Regions from separate parts of the Homo sapiens genome. Here all the other regions are linked to region 3. A link is a contact called in ENCODE Hi-C or POLR2A ChIA-PET data. All regions are on one chromosome and are shown on one strand. The core of a region is the stretch at or near the end of the contact, and the rest is flanking DNA. Distances in the headings are between cores, read along the strand shown. Region 1 holds the start of WWC2-AS1 (WWC2 antisense RNA 1). Region 2 overlaps WWC2 (WW and C2 domain containing 2). Region 3 overlaps WWC2 (WW and C2 domain containing 2).

What was found. Hi-C counts contacts between places; a loop is a spot of excess contacts on that map. ChIA-PET counts read pairs that join two places held with the same protein, here RNA polymerase II (POLR2A). Pooled maps may share reads with other maps.
Region 1: a loop to region 3 is called in a map of PC-9, with 5 times the contacts of the local background. The contact joins the promoter of WWC2-AS1 here to the enhancer-like site in region 3. A Hi-C loop is called at or near these places in 4 of 168 maps with a recorded cell type or tissue (Calu3, PC-3, PC-9 and 1 more) and 1 of 50 pooled maps. POLR2A ChIA-PET finds 5 or more read pairs at or near these places in 6 of 52 experiments (A673, OCI-LY7, PC-3 and 2 more).
Region 2: a loop to region 3 is called in a map of IMR-90, with 6 times the contacts of the local background. The contact joins two enhancer-like sites. A Hi-C loop is called at or near these places in 2 of 168 maps with a recorded cell type or tissue (HepG2 and IMR-90). POLR2A ChIA-PET finds 5 or more read pairs at or near these places in 5 of 52 experiments (CD4-positive, alpha-beta T cell, H1, T-cell and 2 more).

Annotation. Positions count from the first base shown.
Region 1 is chr4:183,239,321-183,242,020 of GRCh38, reverse strand. It overlaps WWC2-AS1 (WWC2 antisense RNA 1), which reads left to right and starts at 1,387. Exons shown (of 2, transcript NR_126473.1): 1 at 1,387-1,497. It overlaps WWC2 (WW and C2 domain containing 2), which reads right to left. Exons shown (of 23, transcript NM_024949.6): 5 at 1,759-1,838.
Region 2 is chr4:183,164,343-183,167,094 of GRCh38, reverse strand. All of the region lies in intron 1 of WWC2 (WW and C2 domain containing 2), which reads right to left. Among named protein-coding and RNA genes, the nearest start is that of WWC2, 66 kb to the right of the region's middle. Within about 2 kb of position 1,459, at least 3 of the 41 ENCODE cell types and tissues checked have a DNase peak (open chromatin) inside an H3K27ac peak, as active enhancers do.
Region 3 is chr4:183,199,220-183,201,919 of GRCh38, reverse strand. The region is part of intron 2 of WWC2 (WW and C2 domain containing 2); the gene reads right to left. Among named protein-coding and RNA genes, the nearest start is that of WWC2-AS1, 40 kb to the left of the region's middle. Within about 2 kb of position 1,264, at least 5 of the 41 ENCODE cell types and tissues checked have a DNase peak (open chromatin) inside an H3K27ac peak, as active enhancers do; they include PC-3, PC-9 and endothelial cell of umbilical vein, where a contact is called at or near this core.

The DNA.
Region 1 (2,700 bases), core at 138-2,637, 40 kb before region 3:
TTGTGGAATGTTATTGACAGATTCTTAAACATGCCTTAGATTCCTATAAAAATTGCTTGCAAGCAAACTGCTTTGAAACAATACAGCATTGTTACATCAATATAACAAAGACAGCAAGTTTGGCTAACCTTTAATCCCAAATGGTGACGCGAGTTATAATTTCATGTGCCTTAAAAATGTGGAACATATGGCTAAACACGTTACGGCACTCTTCAAACTCTGTTTTCTCTCCCCACCCCCACCACGAAGCCCTGCTTTATGCTGATAAACAATTACTAAATAATGCATTTATGTCATTCTAGTTCTGCCTGGTTTATCGGGGAGCTCTGCAACCAGCTGAGGTTCTTACAACAGGGCTGGACTTGAGAAGCACTTGGGATCTCATAAAATATACCTGGCATAGAGACTAGAAACATTATTTTTCTAAGCACTCTCCAGATTATTCTAATATGCAGTCAGGTTTGAGAACCACTAGGATGGGAGCATCTGAAGGAGTATCAGGGTCATGATTCTATGCGGTAAGCAGGAAAAAAGGAGTCTGGATGATAACAGCACGTGTGAAATTAAAGTCATGCGTCTGACTGGTGGTCAAGAGCAGTGCCTGCGTATCCCAAGATATGACTAATCACCCAAACAAGAACAACCAGTTTGTTTATCTGGCCAGTGACACACAGGATCTTTAAAGGGGCTTGCTGCTTGGAGCATCCCAAATAAGAGCAGAAGGTAAAGTAAGATTCCACAGGGAAAAGGAACACAGCTGGGTACTTTCCACAGAGGTGGCGCCTGAGACCAGCTTGGCATTCCTGAGGTGCTACCACGGGAGATGCCGGGAAGAACACGAAACCTGCCTGAACACAAAACTGACCAGGGACATCCCTAAAAATACTGCACCGCACTTGGAGGCACCAAGCAGGAGGGAAGTTTTAACTCCTCTCCGTGGTCATGTGGCTGTGAAAACCATGGACTGCTTCTCTCCCATGAGAGGCCCTGTGGAGTGGAGACTGCAGGATTAGAAAGTCTCAGGTGTGCCTGTCACGGTTTGGATAGGCTGGGCCTCAGCAGCAGGGAGAACAGTGGCTTTCAGGGGCCGGGAATGCGGAAGGGATATCCTCATCCTGTGACCCTCTGTCACCTCCATTTCCACTTTACCTGGCCCAGCTTAGGGCTCTGCTAACGGCCCAGCCAACTTCAGTAGCAAACGGGAAAGGTAGAGGAACCAGGAAGTGAGGAGCGCACTCCCGCTCCTTTGCTAATAATCCTAACTTGCTCTTGCTCCCCTGCCATCTGTCAGGGTTAGACTCTAGGTCATCCCTGGGGCTGGCAGAGAGAGAGAGAGAGACAGACACGCCTCCACCCAAGGGCCCAGGGCAGCTGCAGGCTCACACAGGGGTCAAGTACAGCCAGCCCAGCCGAATGTGGAGAGGAATTTCTTGTGCCTAGTCTCTTAGCTCTGTACCACAATCTCAGAGGAGGCCAGCAAGGGTCCAGGAGATAAAGGTAAGACAAAGGCTTTTCACTTTGGTTTCTTTGGATCTCCAATGATTAATAAAAACTTTGGATCTTTTCAAGTGCATAGATCTTTCCCAAGTTTTTTTATCTGTTGGTTGATTGCTTTATTTTCTTTTGGTGTAGAGCTCTGAACTTTTTTACTTTACGTTTCTTTAAGAAATCGCTTATGTAATCTGTACTTCTATTTTCTTTGTATTCATACTAGTTAGGGAGCTTATTCTAAAGTTGATTCAGTCTTTTCATACTCACTGCTGCAATGTTTCAAAGCCTTGTTCTTTATAGAGCAGTTCCTGCTTCATCTGTGAGAGCTCTCTCTTTAGCTTTTTAACCTTTAAAGAGAAATCAACATAAACATTAATGTTTGCAGATAATTAGCAACACAGTCTACAGTTTTAAAAGATAATAAATTAGTAAACAAACACATAAACAAAGCCATGAGTTAAAGTAACATTTACTTTATCAGTTTCTCCTTCACATAAATTCTGTGGAAGGCATATTAATGATGTTTAAAACTATCAGTGATGTGTATTATTACTACTATTTACCTTCATTACCTTACTTAGCAACATTCTTATGAGCTGGACATCATCATTGTCTCCAACCAAAATGGGCAGAATAAGAACTCCAAGTCATGGCATCTCTATAAAAGTGTGTGTTTTTCCTTCATTCACTGTGCCAAGGGCCACTGCCCACCCCTCCGTTCCTCAGATGTCCTGGCAGTTCCTTCTGCCTGGAAAGCTCTCCCCAGATCTCCCGCAGTTGACTCCCTGTCCCTCCAATGCTAGCTGAAATGTTATCTTTTCAAATAGGACTTCTCTAGCCCCCCTGCCCCTGCCACGGCTCTGTTTTATTTAGACCAGAGTATTTTTCAGGAGCTGAAATTCTCCGTGTACACTGTCTGTCCTCCGTGGGAAAGTAAGCTGCAACCCACCAGCTGTATCCCAAGCATCTACAACCATGCCAAGCAAACAGCAGATGATCAATAAATATTTGTTGTCAAACTGATAAAATATATTTTTCCTGTTGTCAAATATATACTTTGGTAATAACAATTCTAAAATTGGACAGATCAGAAAAGCAGCACACGCCTGGTTTAGTCACAAACTAATAAAGGTCTTCTCACAAGGGTTAGAAACTTACTTCCATATATTAAGTTAGAGCCTTAAGTTTTTTTCTGTTGTTTGTTTGTTT
Region 2 (2,752 bases), core at 210-2,709, 35 kb after region 3:
TTCACAAACCATGGTGGTTTGTCCTGATGTGAAATTTCCATGGTGCAAATGACAAATCCATATATGACGTCATACAGGCTGGGACAGAAACCATATTGCCCAGCCACATGGTGCCTTGGTATTAACTACATGTCTAAGCTCTGGTGCAAGACCTACAGAACTCTGTGCTTCCAATTTGTGAGGAGATAGTTCAAGAAGAGCATTGTTTCAACTTAGGAGAGCTTCAGCTCTCAGGACACAGAGCTGAGAGATTACCTTTTTATCCAATAAGGTTTTGACTACCCTGGATCCCAAAGTATTTGATCTTACCTTTCTTATGATATTGACTACCTTCTAGTTATATATTCTAGACACCTGAGGGTCCAGGGCTGTAATCACTGATCTTTGTATACTTCAGAGTACACAGAATAACACACATTATACATATTCAACAAATATTGGTTGAATTAATTTCAAAAACAAGTGAGTAAATGACTTGAGATTGTTCACCAACTGAAACAAGACTTCTCATGGCCCTGCTGAAGCATGTTTCAAATATACACGAACTCAGGCCTGCTTCACTCATGTATTCCAACTCCTTTATAGGCAAAAAATATCCTGTGAGATAGATTTAATGAGGCTCCACCTTACAAAACACTATGGCTCACAAAAGTGAAGAGCACTGTCCAGAATGAGCAGCCAAGGGATAGCCAGTTCTGAAATCGAGACATTCTGCCGACACAGGAGCACTGCAATGAACTTGACAGACATGACATTTATATAAAGAAAATATTTACAAGTTTGATGGCTATTCTCATCCCTGAATGCCACGGGCTACAGCAGACAAATACCCCAAATGCCTTACCCAATTCTATCAATTTCCCTGAAATCAAGGAAGAAAAAAAAAAGCTTTCAGTATCTGTGTCTTTTAGCCACTAGTACAGATAAACCTGGCTATATCTGGGGGAGGGAGTAACATAAATGAGAGAAAAAAAGAATGTAGGACAAAATTAGAAGTAGAAAGCTTTAACTTGTATGTTCTCATTACTAACACAAGATCTCAATTTATTACATTACAGGTAGATACTAACAGTATGATATCAGTGTGGCACTCTTCATCACAAGCACACATTAAAACACTGCTACATAAATGTATCAAGTTACTACTCTGGGGACTCCATAAATGAGACACTTTGTCATCTGGAATGTCTACCTGAAGACAGACTCTTTTACTATGACAGAAAGTCTTATGAATTAAACAAAAGCATTTTTTAAAAATCAAACACTTATTTTTTGTCCAAGTGTATTTCATCACACCACATTCAAATTCCACAATGTAAGATTTGGATGAAAAAGAAAAAGTTGCATTTGGTGCCAGTTTTTAAGGTTCTTTGATTACCTATATAGTTTCTACATTCTTTGTAACAGTAATTAAATGTAAGCCTCAACGGGCTTCAGTCCTATTTGCTATGAGTCTGAAGGCATGAGAAGTATGTAGCATTTATGTAACAGGAAATATCTAAAAGCATTCTGCTGAGATTTCCTTCCCCCACACCCCCTTCCACACCCATTCCTTAAACTGCCTTCAAAAGGCCTGCTGTGTTCTCTAAAAATTAAACATTAGTTACTAAAAGAAACAGTGTACCTATTCCTCAGCACATCTCCACTAAAGTTGTATTTAGCCTGGCTTAAACAGCTTCTCAAGCCTAGCACCTGACCCTTAATGCTCAAATATTTTAATGTCATAGAGGCCAAAGATGCTTTTCTGTTGTTATCAGGGTGGAATTTAGGAGGAAAGAAGAAGGCTTCCCAACTCAGCTTTCCACTCTCCACACACCAAACCCCAGTCAAGAGGCCCTTCCAAAGCCCTGACATGAATGTGTCCCTGACACTCCAAGTCAGAAGAGGCCCTTGTACCTCTTCTACCCTCTCTAATCCCGTACTCCCTGTCCTACCCTCAAACCAACTTTGCCCAACCATGATTTGAATTCCCATGGGCATTTACCCAGTAAATACAAGACTCTGAAACAAATGGAATGTGAAATGCACAGACCCAGGAATGTTTGTGTTATGCTAGAGGTAATGATTGTTAATCCAGCTCTTAAATGAGTCTAACATTTACTATTAGTTATTAGTACCTCTGCAGCAGTACTTATTACTATTAGTTATTATTAGTTATCAATACCTCTAGTTTACTAAATGCCTAAAATGTGCCTTTTCTACAGTATACCATTGGTCATTAAAAATCCTTATGGTAACCAGAATGTGGATGTCACTTAACTGGAGGCTGCCACATGGAATTGGTACCCAGACAACTATAATTTGCCTGGTCTCTTGAAAACATGTGCCCATGTCCTCAGAAGTCAAGCGCTGCCCAAGAATACCCACAAGGCCTGGCTCCAAGGAGCATCCTCCTAACAGGTGAGCCAAGTGGGCCTAAACCCAATCCATTCCAGGACCCATACCCACAGGAAAGGACCTACTTCTCTGCTGCTGGTTTCAAAGCCATTCATATCACAGGGTTTTTCTCCAACAGTGTGAACTGTCTAAAGAGCTTCCCAAAATTATTTTTAGCTTTTTTAAAAAAGGTAGGAATTCCTTAGTTCTAATTTTCTCTGCCTTTTGAAGATCAACTCCTAATCTCTTCTTTCTGTGCCACTACTTAAAATATATATATTAAAAATATATATAAAAATATATATATTATATATAATATATATGTATATATAATATATATATGTATATATAATATATATATGTATATATAATATAT
Region 3 (2,700 bases), core at 15-2,514:
ACCTCTTCCCATCATCACTCAGTCACCTCTATAAATTAAATCCTGGGTATAATCAAAACAAGATGGGCCATGGGGCTGGCCACTATATGAACGTAAGAACCTGTTCCTGATAGATTAGAATAGAAATACTATCAATTTTCTGGAATGCCCAGGGGCATATACTGTCTTCAAAAAGCTTTGCCTGGTAATCTCAATCTTAATGCAGCCCAACGAAGTATTTCTGGTTGGCCCCAAGAGCTACAGCAAGTCAAAACCTAGAGAATAATCTGCTATATTTATTTGTTATTTGTTCGTTAATAAGTCAGAGGGCATCTGACTTGGCCCACAGGAATTTCCAGAGACCAGACTGGTTCTGTGGGTGTTTAACCTGGCCTCTAGGGATAAGGGATGACTCTAAGCTAAAGTGATTCAGGCTGTGAAGGCTGGGTCCTTTTGAGGCCAAGAGAAGCCCTGGGTGATCAACAAAATGGCCTGAGTCGGACGGGCACAGTGCAACCACTGCTTTAGACCTAGAGCTCTTGCCTCACACTCACTGGCTAAAGTTGAGCTTTCTCTAAAGTAGTATTTTAAACACTAATTTTAAAGATGTAAATATTTAAATATGCAGAAGATGTATATCTCACCTAACTGTGAAAAAAAACAAACAAACTGTATGCTAGAGCTGATGTCTAAACAAGAGATGTACAGGATGGACAGACCCTCCAGCCAAGAATCTTCAAGGACATCACCACCACAAGGCAGCCCAGCCATCTGGAGAATGTGGGAGATGGGCAGAGATCAGTCAATAAGAGTCCAAACTTCTCAGGTTCAAATATTCATTATAACTCAGGTCTCTGAATATCCTAATATTTAATACCTATATCTATTTCCAATATTTATATATGTGAGTGCAACCTGCCTCAAAGTACAGAATTCATCCTCTAACGAACATAAATGTGTGGTCTTCAAAAGTTTTCAGAACTGTAGATGACTCCCAATAATCCTCATCTCCTAGTAATTTATGCCTCTTGAGTATGCGCTAGATCTGATGGCTTGCTTCTAATGAACAGAACATAGAATAAGTGACAAGATATTACTTCTGAGATTAGGTTACAAAAGACTGTGCTGTTGTCCTGCTCACTCTCTCTCTCCCTGATTCTTCTTGGCTTTTTGGCTCTAACAAAGCAAGCTGCCCCGTTGTGAGCTGTCCTGTGGAGAGGCCCACGTGGCATGGAATGAGGGAGGCCTGTGGCCAGCAGCCAGCAAGGAAGTGAATCCTGCCAACAACCGTACGAGTGGCTTGGAAGCAAATCTTTCTCCAGTCAGCCTTGAGATGACTGCAGCCTGGCTGACACCTTGATTGCAAACTACCACAGAGACCTTGAGCCAGAGTATCCAGCTAAGTCTTGCCTAGATTCATGGCCCACAGAAACCATGAGATAATAAATATTATTTTAAACCACTAAGTTTTGGAACAATTTGTGACAATGAGATATATAATTAATAAACTAATAAAGAGATAATAAAAATTAAAAATGTATGTTAAAAATCTGAAATGTTCTTAAGTTATAATAATTATAAGATATGTACTCTCAGTTCTCTCTCAATCTTTTGAGGTTTCAGCCAATCATATTTCCCTCCATCTTGGGGACACGGTATATTTCAATAAAATACTTGTCACTGGCTAAAATGCCACGAAACACTGACTGACACTTAAATGAATAAAGGGCAATAATGATGATGATAATAAACTATCAGCATTTGTCTTGGATAGGTCAGGAAAAACACTCCAGTAGACTGGTTTAAACACCGCATATTACAAGAGAGTCAGTGGGAAGCATTCTCATTTCTGAAATACTGCACAATTCAAATATGAACTACAAAAGAGGGTTCCCAAAGCCACCTTAGAAGGCTTCATAAAGCAGGATGGTGCTTCATCTCCATCGTTGTATTTGCAGAATAGATTTGTGAAGATTATTTTTTAAATGTAAATACTCAAGTATATTACACAAATGTGGTATTTTTTATTAAGACCCAGTGGCCTTGGGAGCTCATGGCATTATAATATAATTTGCTGTTTTCTACTATATTAAAGAAGCAATATATAATACTGTCAAAATGCCCTGTACCTCAAGGGAATTCACATTCCATCAGTTTTATAGATGTGAAACTTTATAGGTAGAGAACACATGTGAATTACAAGAGCTTATCATGGAAGATAACATTAGATTCTTCAAAGAAGATTTTTTTTGTCTATAATGCATATTTCTGTTCTTCCTACTGTGCTTAGGAAGAATAAATCAAATGAATATAAGTAACTTTCCTTATCTTCCTTTTTATAAAGTATCTGCTATATTCATTTATTATTTGTTCGTTAATTTCTACAGACAATTATTGGCCATCTACTACAGGGTTTGGAAAAATAAGATAATCGGGCATGATCCCTCCTTCCAAGAAACTTACAAAATGTAGAAGAAATAGTGACATAGATGTACGCAGAACACAATTAATGCCTTGAGCGGAGAATGGCTATGTGCATGGCTAGTGTATGAGTGGCTAGTACCATGGCAGTTTAGAGACAAATGCGTTTCTTCTGGCTGAAAAGAGTACAGTTCCGTGGAACAGGCTTAATTAAAGAGGGCTTTGAAAGATTCCCGACAAAAGAACCTGGCCCGTTCCCTGCCCCAGTCAAAACCCCCGGTTACCCCAGTCACACCAGCC